Regions from separate parts of the Homo sapiens genome. Here region 2 is linked to region 1. A link is an interaction called in ENCODE POLR2A ChIA-PET data of the cell type or tissue named here. Cell type or tissue: OCI-LY7. All regions are shown on one strand. Links, peaks and the distances in the headings refer to the core of each region. The heading gives the core; the rest is flanking DNA.

Region 1 (5,376 bases), core at 102-5,101:
CTATCTCAGCCAGGTGATCAGGACAACATCAGCAGTGATCGGGCCTGCTGATAACATTTGCCCTTGATATGATGTGATTAGAATGGCATTTTACCTCTGTGGTCTTTCTCCTCAGAACCCGGAACCCCAGTCTAGCCATGAGAAAAGCCTCAGACAGATTCTAATAGTGGGGCATTCTACAGAACACCAGACTAGGCCAGGCACTGTGGCTCACATCTATAATCCCAGCACTTTGGGAGGCCAAGGCAGGAGGATCACTTGAGGCCAGGAGTTCAAGACCAACCTGGGTGACATGGTGTGACCCTATCTCTACCAAAAAACAAATTTTTTAATAAAATTAGCTGGGCATGGGGGCACATGCCTGTAGTCCCAGCTACTCAGGAGGCTGAGGTGGGAGAATCGCTTGAGCCTGGGAGGTGGAGGCTGCAGTGAGCTATGATTGTGTCACGGTACTCAAGCCTGGGTGACAGACTTAGACACTATCCAAAAAATAAAAAATAAAAGGCCAGGCAAGGTGGCTCATGCCTGTAATCCCAGCACTTTGGGAGACCAAGGCGGGCGGATCACAAGGTCAAGCGATCGAGACCATCCTAGCCAATATGGTGAAACGCCGTCTCTACTAAAAATACAAAAATTAGCTGGGCGTGGTGGCACATGCCTGTAGTCCCAGCTACTCGAGAGGCTGAGGCAGGAGAATTGCTTGAACCCGGGAGGTGGAGGTTGCAATGAGCTGAGATTACGCCACTGTACTCTGGCCTGGCAACAGAGCAAGACTCCATCTCAAAAAACAAACAAACAACAACAACAAAAAAAAAAAACACGAAAAACAAAAAACAGAACACCTAACTAGTATTCCTCAAAACTGTCAGGGTCATCAAAAAAAGAAAAGTCCGAGAAACTATCAAAGCCAAGAGGAGACATGATCCTGGGACAGAAAAAGGACATAGGTGCCAGGCGCAGTGGCTCATGCCTGGAATCCCAGCACTTTGGGAGGCCAAAGCAGGTGGAACACCTGAAATCAGGAGTTCGAGAACAGCCTGGCCAATACGGTGAAACCCCATCTCTGCTAAAAATACAAAAATTAGCCAGGCTTGGCGGTGCATGCCTGTAATCCCAGCTACCCAGGAGGCTAAGGCAGGAAAATAGCTGGAACCCAGGAGGTGGAGGTTGCAGTGAGCCGAGATCATGCCACTGCACTCCAGCCTAGGTGACAGATCGAGACACTGTCTCAAAAAAAAAAAAAAAAAAAAAAGGGGACATTAGGCATTAGGGAAAAACTAAGGAACTCCATAGCAAATATGGACTTTAGTTAATAATAATGTATCAATATTGGTTCGTTAATTGTAACATACTATACTATCATGGATATTAATAATCAGGGATTCCCTAGCAAGCCCACTTGAGAAAAAAAAAACTTAATATAACAATAATAATAAGGGAAATTGAGTGTGGGGTATGTGCCATGTTCTAGAGCAAAGGACTGAATTTTCGGACAGGGAGGAAGTTAAGACACTTGTCTGTAAACATTTCCTTCTAAACCCAGGGAAACTTAGGACCAGAGAATAGAAGTGACTTGCCCAAACTCAAACTGCAAGTTTATGACAGAGCCTGGACTAAGATCAAGCTTTCTCAATGTCACAAGAATTCAGTAACAGCCTACTGTATACAAGGCACCAGCCTAGGTCCTCATCATGGTGAAGGCTGGTGGGGAGGTTCAAAGATTTGTCCATGGGTCAACACCTCCCCAAGGCCAGGTCTCCAGGGACACAGACTCTGCCCTTTGAAGGCTCCAAGCCAGAAGAGGAAACAGACCCTGAAACACTATGAGCAGGAGGGCCAGAGAGCGACACACTTTGGTATCCAGGAGACCCAGCCCCACTGCCTGCAACCCTGCAACCTCCCTGTGCCCCACTGAGCTGCTCAGTAAAATGGAACTAAGGATGGTGCCAACTGTCAGTGATGCTGAGAGGTACAACAAGGAGGTGAAATGTGAGACCCTGTGCATTGTGGACACCCAATAAACAGTGATTCTTTTTATTTTTAAGTGTGTTCTGAGTGCTACAGGAGTTCGGGGGTGGGGAGCATTTGTCAGTTTGCCTTGATAGGGGATTCTCGGAGAGTTTACCAAACGAGGGACATTTAGATTGAGTCTCTGCTGGGTGCAATGGCTCACGCCTGTAATCCCAACATTTTGGGAGGGTGAGGCAGGAGGATCACTTGAGCCCAGGAGTTTGAGACCAGCCTGGGCAACACAGCGAGGCCCCGTATCTACAAAAATGATTAAAAATTAGCCAGGCATGGTAGGTGTGCCTGTACTCCAGCTACTCAGGAGGTTGAGGCAGGAGGATCACTTGAGCCCAGGAGTTTGAGGCTGCAGTGAGCCATGATTGTGCCACTACACTGCAGCCTGGGCAGCAAAGCAAGATCCCATCTCCAAAGTAAAAAAATAAAATAGATTGGGTCCTGAAGGATGGAAAGGACTTTGCCACACCGGAAGGATGTGAAAGCTGCGGTCCCAGCTTTCAGTTCTCACAGTCTGGTCCGAGAGAGAAGGGGACACGTCAAGCCACCCTCCCAGGGGATTCCCACGCAACAGGACCTCCCCATTTCCTGGCCTGGATGGCTCCTTTCTGGCCTGCCTGGCCTCTGAGATTCACCAGTGCCTGAGCCAAGGCCACAGACAGCAGGGGAGGGGCAGGGGTGGGGGCACGCACCAGGGCTGAACAAACCCAGGGCTCATCTGGAAAGGAAACCAAACCCTGCCTCCCACTCACCAGCTGAGTGTCACTTGTACAGCTTCCTCCTTCTGTTCCTGTTCAGGAATTACCCAGGCAGGGCTCTGTGGTGGGGCTGGGGGACGGGGGGCTGGTGGGGGAGTGGGGCTGCCCCAGAGGCGGAGCCTGGAGCCTCCTTGGTCTGCTCTGGCCACGCCCAGACTCATCCCCTCTGGCTGGCTGGCCTGCTCCCAGACCCATTTCTCTCCTCAGCAGGCCAGGTTTCCTCCCTCCTCCACACACCTGCCCACGCAGTACCACCATCTCCTCTCTGCTGGTCCAAGCCCCACTCCCCTTTGGCCCAACCCCGGCCCCTCCTGGAAGTCTTCCACAGAGATCCCTCCCAGTCTTGCCTTCCTTATCGTCTTTATCCATTCAGGCCTGCATGTCAGCTCCTGTGCTGGAGCTGGGGACAGACAAGTGAGCAGTGAGTGACCAAGACTGGCACCGTCCCTGCCCTTTGGACCTGGAGCCTCTAATCCCTATGTCTCGTGTGTCCCGCATGCTTCATCCACACCCCAGTGGGAAATCGGAAGCCAGGACTGCAGTCCTGTGCAGCCTCTGAACAGTGTGGCCTTGGGCAAGTCCCTTCCCCTCTCTGGTCGGAGTGGTTTCCATAGCTGCTAAGGGAAGCAGTGCGATGTCCAGGGGGCAGGCTGGAGGGATGGTGATGTCTGCTCCCCCAACCCTTCCTGCCCCAATGTAATGCCCTGCAAATAAAGTTTCCCTCCAAGTGGAACTGGTAAAATGCACACACGGGGCTCTGACTCATCAGAATTTTTTTGCAGAAACAAATATAGGGGTCAGTGGGAGGGACCTGCCGGGTGGCTGAACATCACGGTTAAGAGCAGACCTGGGTTTGAATCCTGCCTCGGTAGCTGTGTGGCCTTGGAGGTCATTAACCCCCGACTCTCACTTCTCTCATTGGTAAAACGGGGATACTTGTACACACCTCATATGGCTGTGTAATGACACACATGCTAGATACCCAGTGAATGCATATTATTATCATTTCTGGTGCAGCCGGACAAGTCCATTAATAAAGTAGATAATTATGACGGCCTTAAAATTAATAATGTAGATCCACATAACTTTTATTTTCTTTTTTAGTTCTTTTGAGAAAAGGTCTTGTTCTGTTGCCTAGGCTGGAGTGCAATGGCACAATCACGACTCGCTGCAGCCTCAACCTCCGGGGCTCAAGAGATCCTCCCACCTCAGCCTCTGAATAGCGGGGACTACAGGCGCACACCACCACGCCCAGCTAAAGATTCATATGTTTTGACATGGAAAGAGTTCATGTCATATTAGTAAATTAAAATATTATAGCATTAATGATGTAACTATTTCTGTCTTTTAAAAAAGTGGGCACAGGAAAAATGGAATAAACACTTCCATGATACTAGCAGTTGCCCTGGGGGTGGGGGATCACCGATGAGCTTAATAATTTTTTCTTTTATGCTTGTCTTTATTTTTTACGTTTTCTTCTCTCTCTCTTTTTTTTTTTTTTTTTTTGAGACAGTTTTGCTTTTGTCACCCAGGCTGGAATGCAGTGGCGCTATCTCGGCTCACTGCAACCTCTGCCTCCCAGGTTCAAGCCATTCTCCTGCCTCAGCCTCCCAGCTAGCTGGGATTACAGACATGCGCCACCACACCTGGCTAATTTTTGTATTTTTAATAGAGATGGGGTTTTGCCATGTTGGTCAGGTTGGTCTCGAACTCCTGACCTCAGGTGATCCACCCGCCTCGGCCTCCCAAAGTGCTGGGATTACAGGTGTGAGCCACTGCGCCTGGGCATTTTTTAAGTTTTCTACAGTGAGCTAATGTTGCTCAGGCAATAGAAAATAGCTTAAGTTAGTTTTATGTATTTATGTGTTTTTTAGACACAGGAGGTCTCATTCTGTCACCCAGGCTGGAGTGCAGTGGCATCATCACAACTCACTGCAGCCTCAAACTCCTGGGCTCGAGGAATCCTCCCACCTCAGCCTCCAGAGTAGCTGGGACTAGAGATGAGCGCCATGACACCTGGCTTGCCTTCCTTTCTTTCTTTCTCTCTCTCTTTCTTTCTTTCTTTCCTTTCTCTTTCTTTCTTTCTTTCCTTCTCTTTCTTTCTTTTCTTCCTTTCTTCCTCCTTTCTTTCCTTTCTTTCCTTCCTTCCTACTTTCTTTTCTTTTCTTTTTCTTTTTTTTTTTAAGAGATAGGGTCTCACCATCTTGCCCACACTGATCTTGAACTGGGCTCAAGTGATCCTGCCACTTCAGCCTCCCAAGTAGCTGGGACCACAGGCGACCACCACCATGCCCGGCTAATTATAAAAAAAAAAAAAAAAAAAAAAAAAAAACTTTTTTTGTAAAGACGAGGGCCTCCCTATGTTGCCCAGGCTGGTCTTGAACTCCTGGGCTCAAGTGATCCTCCTGCTTTGGCCTCCCAAAGTGCTAGGATTACAGGCGTGAGCCACTGCACCCGGCCTATGAGTTATTTTTAAAGTGCCATCTAGCGCCCTCTAAGCACACGGATCTTTGCTTCCCAACTAGTCGGGAAGCCCAAGTACAAGGCCTAGTCCACAGCCCAAGGTTCCTGGGGGCCAAAGTCCTCAAGGCGGCTG
Region 2 (5,376 bases), core at 66-5,065, 170 kb after region 1:
GTGTGGGATACCTTGGAGTGGGAGGACTTTATGCAGAAGGTAAGATCTGGATTGGGCTTCAGAATAACTTTCATTCTACAAAACATGTATTGAGTACCAGGAGCTGGGAATACAACAGTAGACATGACCAACATGGTCACTGCCCTCATAGAACTTACATTATTGTGCAGAAAAGAGACCAAAAAGAGTAAACAGTCACTGAAGTAACTACAACTTGTAGTAAGCAGTATGGAAGAACAGGCTGAGACAAAAATAAGGGCAATAGGAACCTACTTGAAACTCTGGTTGTCAGAGAACACCTGTATGAGACCATGAGTGCTATTTAAATCTAAAGGAGGCTTGAAAGATGTGAGAGTAACTCATGTGAGTATAGGGAGTACTACAGATAGATGGGGACAGCATGTGCATGACACAGGAAAGATCCTGGTGTGTTTGAAGCTACCTTCATTCATTCATACATTCATTCAGCAAATACTTAATGAAGCCCTCCTGTGCTCTAAGCTTAATCTAGCAGCTGGAGATATAGCATCGAACAGAACAGACACAGTATACCTACGGATGAACAGGCAAATGGAACTCAGTGCAATCAGTGTGATGGGGGTGGGAGAGCCAGAGTGGATACAGAGCGGTTTATTAGTGACTTGGGGATACTTAGCCAAAATAGGCAAAAAGGGCATACACGAAAGGCATCCTGGAGCTGAGACTTGAAGGATGAGTAGGAGTTAGCAAGGCAAAGATAGGTAAGGGAAGGTGGGGGAGAAGAAGGAGAAAAATGCAGGCAGAAGGAACAGCCTGTGCACAGATCAGAATGAGAACATGGCTTCAATTATTGCAATTAGTGGATGATAGGAATATGGCAGGAAGTGGGTAGAGTTTACTGAAGAGGCATTCAAGAAATCAAAAAGAATGCAAAAGTAGAGTGGTGGCCGGGCACGGTGGCTCACATCTGTAATCCCAGCATTTTGGGAGGCTGAGGCGGGTGGATCACCTGAGGTCAGGAGTTCGAGACCTTGCTTGGCCAACATAGCGAAATCCCATCTCTACTAAAAATACGAAAATTACCTGGGGGTGGTGGCGTGTGCCTGTAATTCCAGCTACTTGGGAATCTGAGGCACAAGAATCGCTTGAACCCAGGAGGCAGAGGTTGTAGTGAGCCAAGATCGCGCCACTGTACTCCAGCCTGAGCGACAGAGTGAGACTCTTGTCTCAAAAAAAAAAAAAAAAGAATGGTAAAAATCTTCAGATGAAAGATGTGTTAAGGGGGAAATACTTCTGGGATCAGTTCTTTGCATGTATTACCTCATTTAATTCTTATAATAACCCTGTTTTACAGAAAAGGAAACTTAGGTTTCAGGAGGCAAACTAGCTTGATAAAGGTCATACAAATAGTAAGTGGTAGAGCCAAGATTCAAACTAGTCTCAAATTGAGATTTAAAGTCCATAGTCTTAACCATTCTGCTACAGCTCAGTCCCAAAGGTTTTTTGTAGCTTAGGAGGCCCTTAGAGAACATTGAATTTATTTTTGAGAAAACTGAGTCTAGGAGACAGGATGGGACTTGGTTAAGGTCATAGAGCAAGTAGTAAAGGTGAGCCAGAGGTACTCCATACTAAACCTTATCACTTTACACAGTACGGAGGCATCATCCAGTGTCTTTCTTTCAATGTTAGACTTGGACATCCCTGACATCCCTGGACTCCATTGTGAGCCCCTGTCACATAGCCCCAGACACCTGACCCAACAGGACCCGCTCAGTGAGGCCATTGTTGAGAAACTGATCCAGTCCATCCAGAAGGTTTTCAATGGTGAGCTAAAGGTATGCACAAGCAATTTTTATGAGTTATCCAACTTATTCCTCCATTTTAACAAATATTTTAAACATATTATTTCTTGATTATACAAATAATTTTATATTATAGGTTATAAAACATGTTTGTTTTATATTTATAATACATATATTTACATATATTTATAAATTATACTTACATATATAATTATGAAATTAATGTAAAAACAAAGAAAACCATAATAAAAATTAAAAGCTAATCTTCCCTAATTCCAGTCTCAAATAACTACTGCTGACATTTTGGTTTATATTTTTTTAGACTTTTTTTTTTTTTTTTTCTGAGACAGTGTCTCACTCTGTCGCCCAGGCTGGAGTGCAGTGGCACAATCTCAGCTCACTGCAACCTCTGCCTCCCGGGTTCAAGTGATTCTCCTGCCTCAGCCTCCTGAGTAGCTGGGATTACAGGCACGTGCCACCATTGCCCAGCTAATTTTTGTATTTTTAGTAGACATGGGTTTCACCATGTTGACCAAGCAGGTCTTGAACTCTTGACCTCAAGCAATCCACATGCCTTGGCCTCCCAAAGTGCTGGGATTACAGGCATGAGCCGCTGTGCCTGGTCCTCTATGGCTTTTAAATCCCATTCACCCAATCAACAAGTAATGAATGAACAGCTACCATTTATAAGGCACTATGCTAGACGCAGGGAAGAAGTTGGAGTAGTAAGATTAAAGACTATTCACAGATAAACAAACTGGGCCACAAACAGACCGAGACCCTGTCTCAAAAAATATAATACTATTCAGCAATTAAAGGAGGGAACTATCGATACAACAGCAAAGATGAATCGCAGAGGCATTGTGTTGAGTGAAAGAAACCAATCAGAAAAGGTTACAGACTGTATGATTCCAGTTGTGTGACATTCTTGAAAAGACAAAACATGGTGATGCAGAACAGATTAGTGATTCCTAGGCATTAGGGTGGGGAGAGGATGTGACTAAAAAGGGATAGCAGGAGAGAAATTTAGGGGATGGTGGAACTGTTCGTATCCTGATTGTGGTGATGGTTACACATGTGTATGTGTGTGTTATAACACATGGAACCACATGCTTCCTGCCGAAATCAGTTTTACTGTATGATACATTTTTAAAAATCATGTTGTCACTTTGTACCGCATAAATATATACAACCATAATTTGTCAATTTACCAAAACACACACAAAACACACACATACACATACACACAAAACCACACAGAGCCTCCACTGGAAGGAGGATGAGGGAAACTTCAGGAATGCTAGTAATAATCTGTTGCTGGCTACAGGGTGTTTTTTGGTTTGTGAAAATCCACCAAACTGTACATTTTCTTTATGTAGAATACCAATGAAAAATAAAAATAAAACATTTAAAGCCAACATGTTGGCCTTCACTTTTGACTTCAGCTAATCCTTATACTTCATATCAGCATGGTTTTCTTTCGATTTCTTTGTAGTTAATGAAGGGCTTGGATTGCTGCCATGAATTGAAACAAAAAAGCCCATTACCTGCCTTGAGCTGATTCCACAGTCAGTCAGGGAAATAGATTAATAAGAAGGTCATTATGTCAGAGTATCGCAAGTGCTGTGATAGCAATTTATTCATGTGGTTTGTAGATACACTTAGAAAGGACACTGGACCAGCCAGGCGCAGTGGCTCACACCTGTAATCCCAGCACTTTGGTAGGCCAAGGTGGGCAGATCACGAGGTCAGGAGTTCAACACCAGCCTGGCTAACATGGTGAAACCCCCATCTCTACTAAAGATACAAAAAATTAGCCGGGCATGGTGGCAGGTGCCTGTAATCCCAGCTACTTGGGAGGCTGAGACAGGAGAATAGCTTGAACCTGGGAGGCGGAGGTTGCAGTGAGCCAAGATCATGCCATTGCACTCCAGCCTGGGCAACAGGGTGAGACTCTGTCTCAAAAGAAAAAAAAGAAAGGACACTGGACCCTGCTTCAGGAGCAAACGCATTCTCCAAGTCTTAAGATATATAGAGATTTTTTTTTTCTTTTTTGAGACAGAGTCTTGCTCTGTCACCCAAGCTATAGTTCAGTGGCGCGATTTTGGCTCATTGCAACCTCCGTCTCCCAGGTTCAAGCACACCTATAGTCCCAACTACTCAGGAGGCTGAAGTACAAGGATCCCATGAGCCCAGGAGATGTAGACTGCAGTGAGTGGTGATCACGCCACTGCACTCCAGCCTGGATGACAGAGCAAGACCCTGTCTTAAAAAAAAAAAAAAGGTTCTATGATAAATAGGAATTTTATATATATATGTATGTATGTATAATTAGAAAAGAGGCCGGGTGCAGTGGCTCACGCCTGTAATCCCAGCATTTTGGGAGGCCAAGGCAGGCAGATCATCTGAGGTCAGGAGTTCGAGACCAGCCTGGCCAAGATGATAAAACCCCATCTCTACTAAAAATACAAAAATTAGCTTGGTGTGGTGGTGCATGCCTGTAGTCCCAGCTACTTGGGAGGCTGTGGCAGGAGAATCACTTGAACCCAGGTGTACCACTGCAGTCCAGCCTGGGTGACAGAGCGAGACTCCATCTCAAAAAAAAAAAAAAAAAAAGAAAAAGAAAAAGAGAGGCCAGGCATGGTGGTTCTCACCTGTCATCCCGTCATCCCAGCACTTTGGGAAGCCAAGGCAGGTGGATCACTTGAGCTCAGGAGTTTGAGACCAGCCTGGGCAACATAATACAAATAATTAGCTGGACGTGGTGGTGCGTGCCTGTGGTCCCAGCTAGTTGGGAGGCTGAGGCGGGAGGATTGCTTGAGCCCAGGAGGTTGAGGTTGCAGTGAGCTGAGATCGTGCCACTGCACTCCAGCCTGGGTGACAGAGCGAGACTCCATGTCAAAAAAATAATAATAATAATAGTAATAATAAAATAAAAAAGAAAAAGAGAATGTTAGTACTGAGAGATTTTATTCTTCCAATCAGAACTTGGATTTTAATAGGAAATTTTAAAAGCAAAATAATGAATTTTTAATGACATTGAAAGAACTAGAAGTAACAGAATCAGAGAGGTCACCTTTAGGAAGCTTTTTTTTTTTTGAGATGGGATCTCACTCTGTCACCCAGGCTGGAGTGCAGCGGCACCATCTCAGCTCACTGCAACCTCCGCTTCCCAGGTTCAAGTGATTCTCGTGCCTCAGCCTCCCAAGTAGCTGGGACTACAGGCACAGGCACGCGCCACCACGCCTGGCTACTTTTTTGTATTTTTAGTAGAGACAGGGTTTCACCATGTTGGCCATGCTGGTCTGGAACTCCTGACCTCAGGTGATCTGTCCACCTCGGCCTCCTAAAGTGCTGGGATTACAGGCATGAGCCACCATGCCCAGCCTAGGAAGCTTAATCAGGCAACACTACACAGGACAGGCAGGTAGAAAAGCAAAGACTAAGAGTGGGGAAAGCCAGGATGGAACATGGAGCTGAGAGGAGAGCCGAGGTCTCAAAGCAAGGCAGGGCCAGCGGACAAGGAATTTCACTGAAATCTTCCGTAATTTACTCATTCTTTGTAATAAAAGACTGATATTGGGTTGAAAGAGAT

What was found. ChIA-PET counts read pairs that join two places held together with the same protein. Peaks named below come from ENCODE experiments on the same cell type or tissue, not always from the same donor. Only the 100,000 strongest peaks of a DNase experiment are listed, where the experiment ranks them.
Region 2: POLR2A ChIA-PET joins it to region 1 with 5 read pairs; 4 of 35 experiments call an interaction of 5 or more read pairs at or near these places.

What each region holds. Positions count from the first base shown.
Region 1 is chr20:37,334,101-37,339,476 of GRCh38, reverse strand. LOC105372606 (a long non-coding RNA gene) reads left to right here. Exons shown (of 2, transcript XR_936699.2): 2 at 1,544-2,037. Among named protein-coding and RNA genes, the nearest start is that of SRC, 9.4 kb to the left of the region's middle. RefSeq lists an enhancer at 2,658-3,157. In OCI-LY7, for the core only: no CTCF peak of the experiment used is centred there; a DNase peak (open chromatin) is centred at 2,736.
Region 2 is chr20:37,168,350-37,173,725 of GRCh38, reverse strand. MROH8 (maestro heat like repeat family member 8) reads left to right here. Exons shown (of 25, transcript NM_152503.8): 4 at 1,669-1,814. Among named protein-coding and RNA genes, the nearest start is that of RPN2, 8.3 kb to the left of the region's middle. In OCI-LY7, for the core only: no CTCF peak of the experiment used is centred there; no DNase peak of the experiment used is centred there.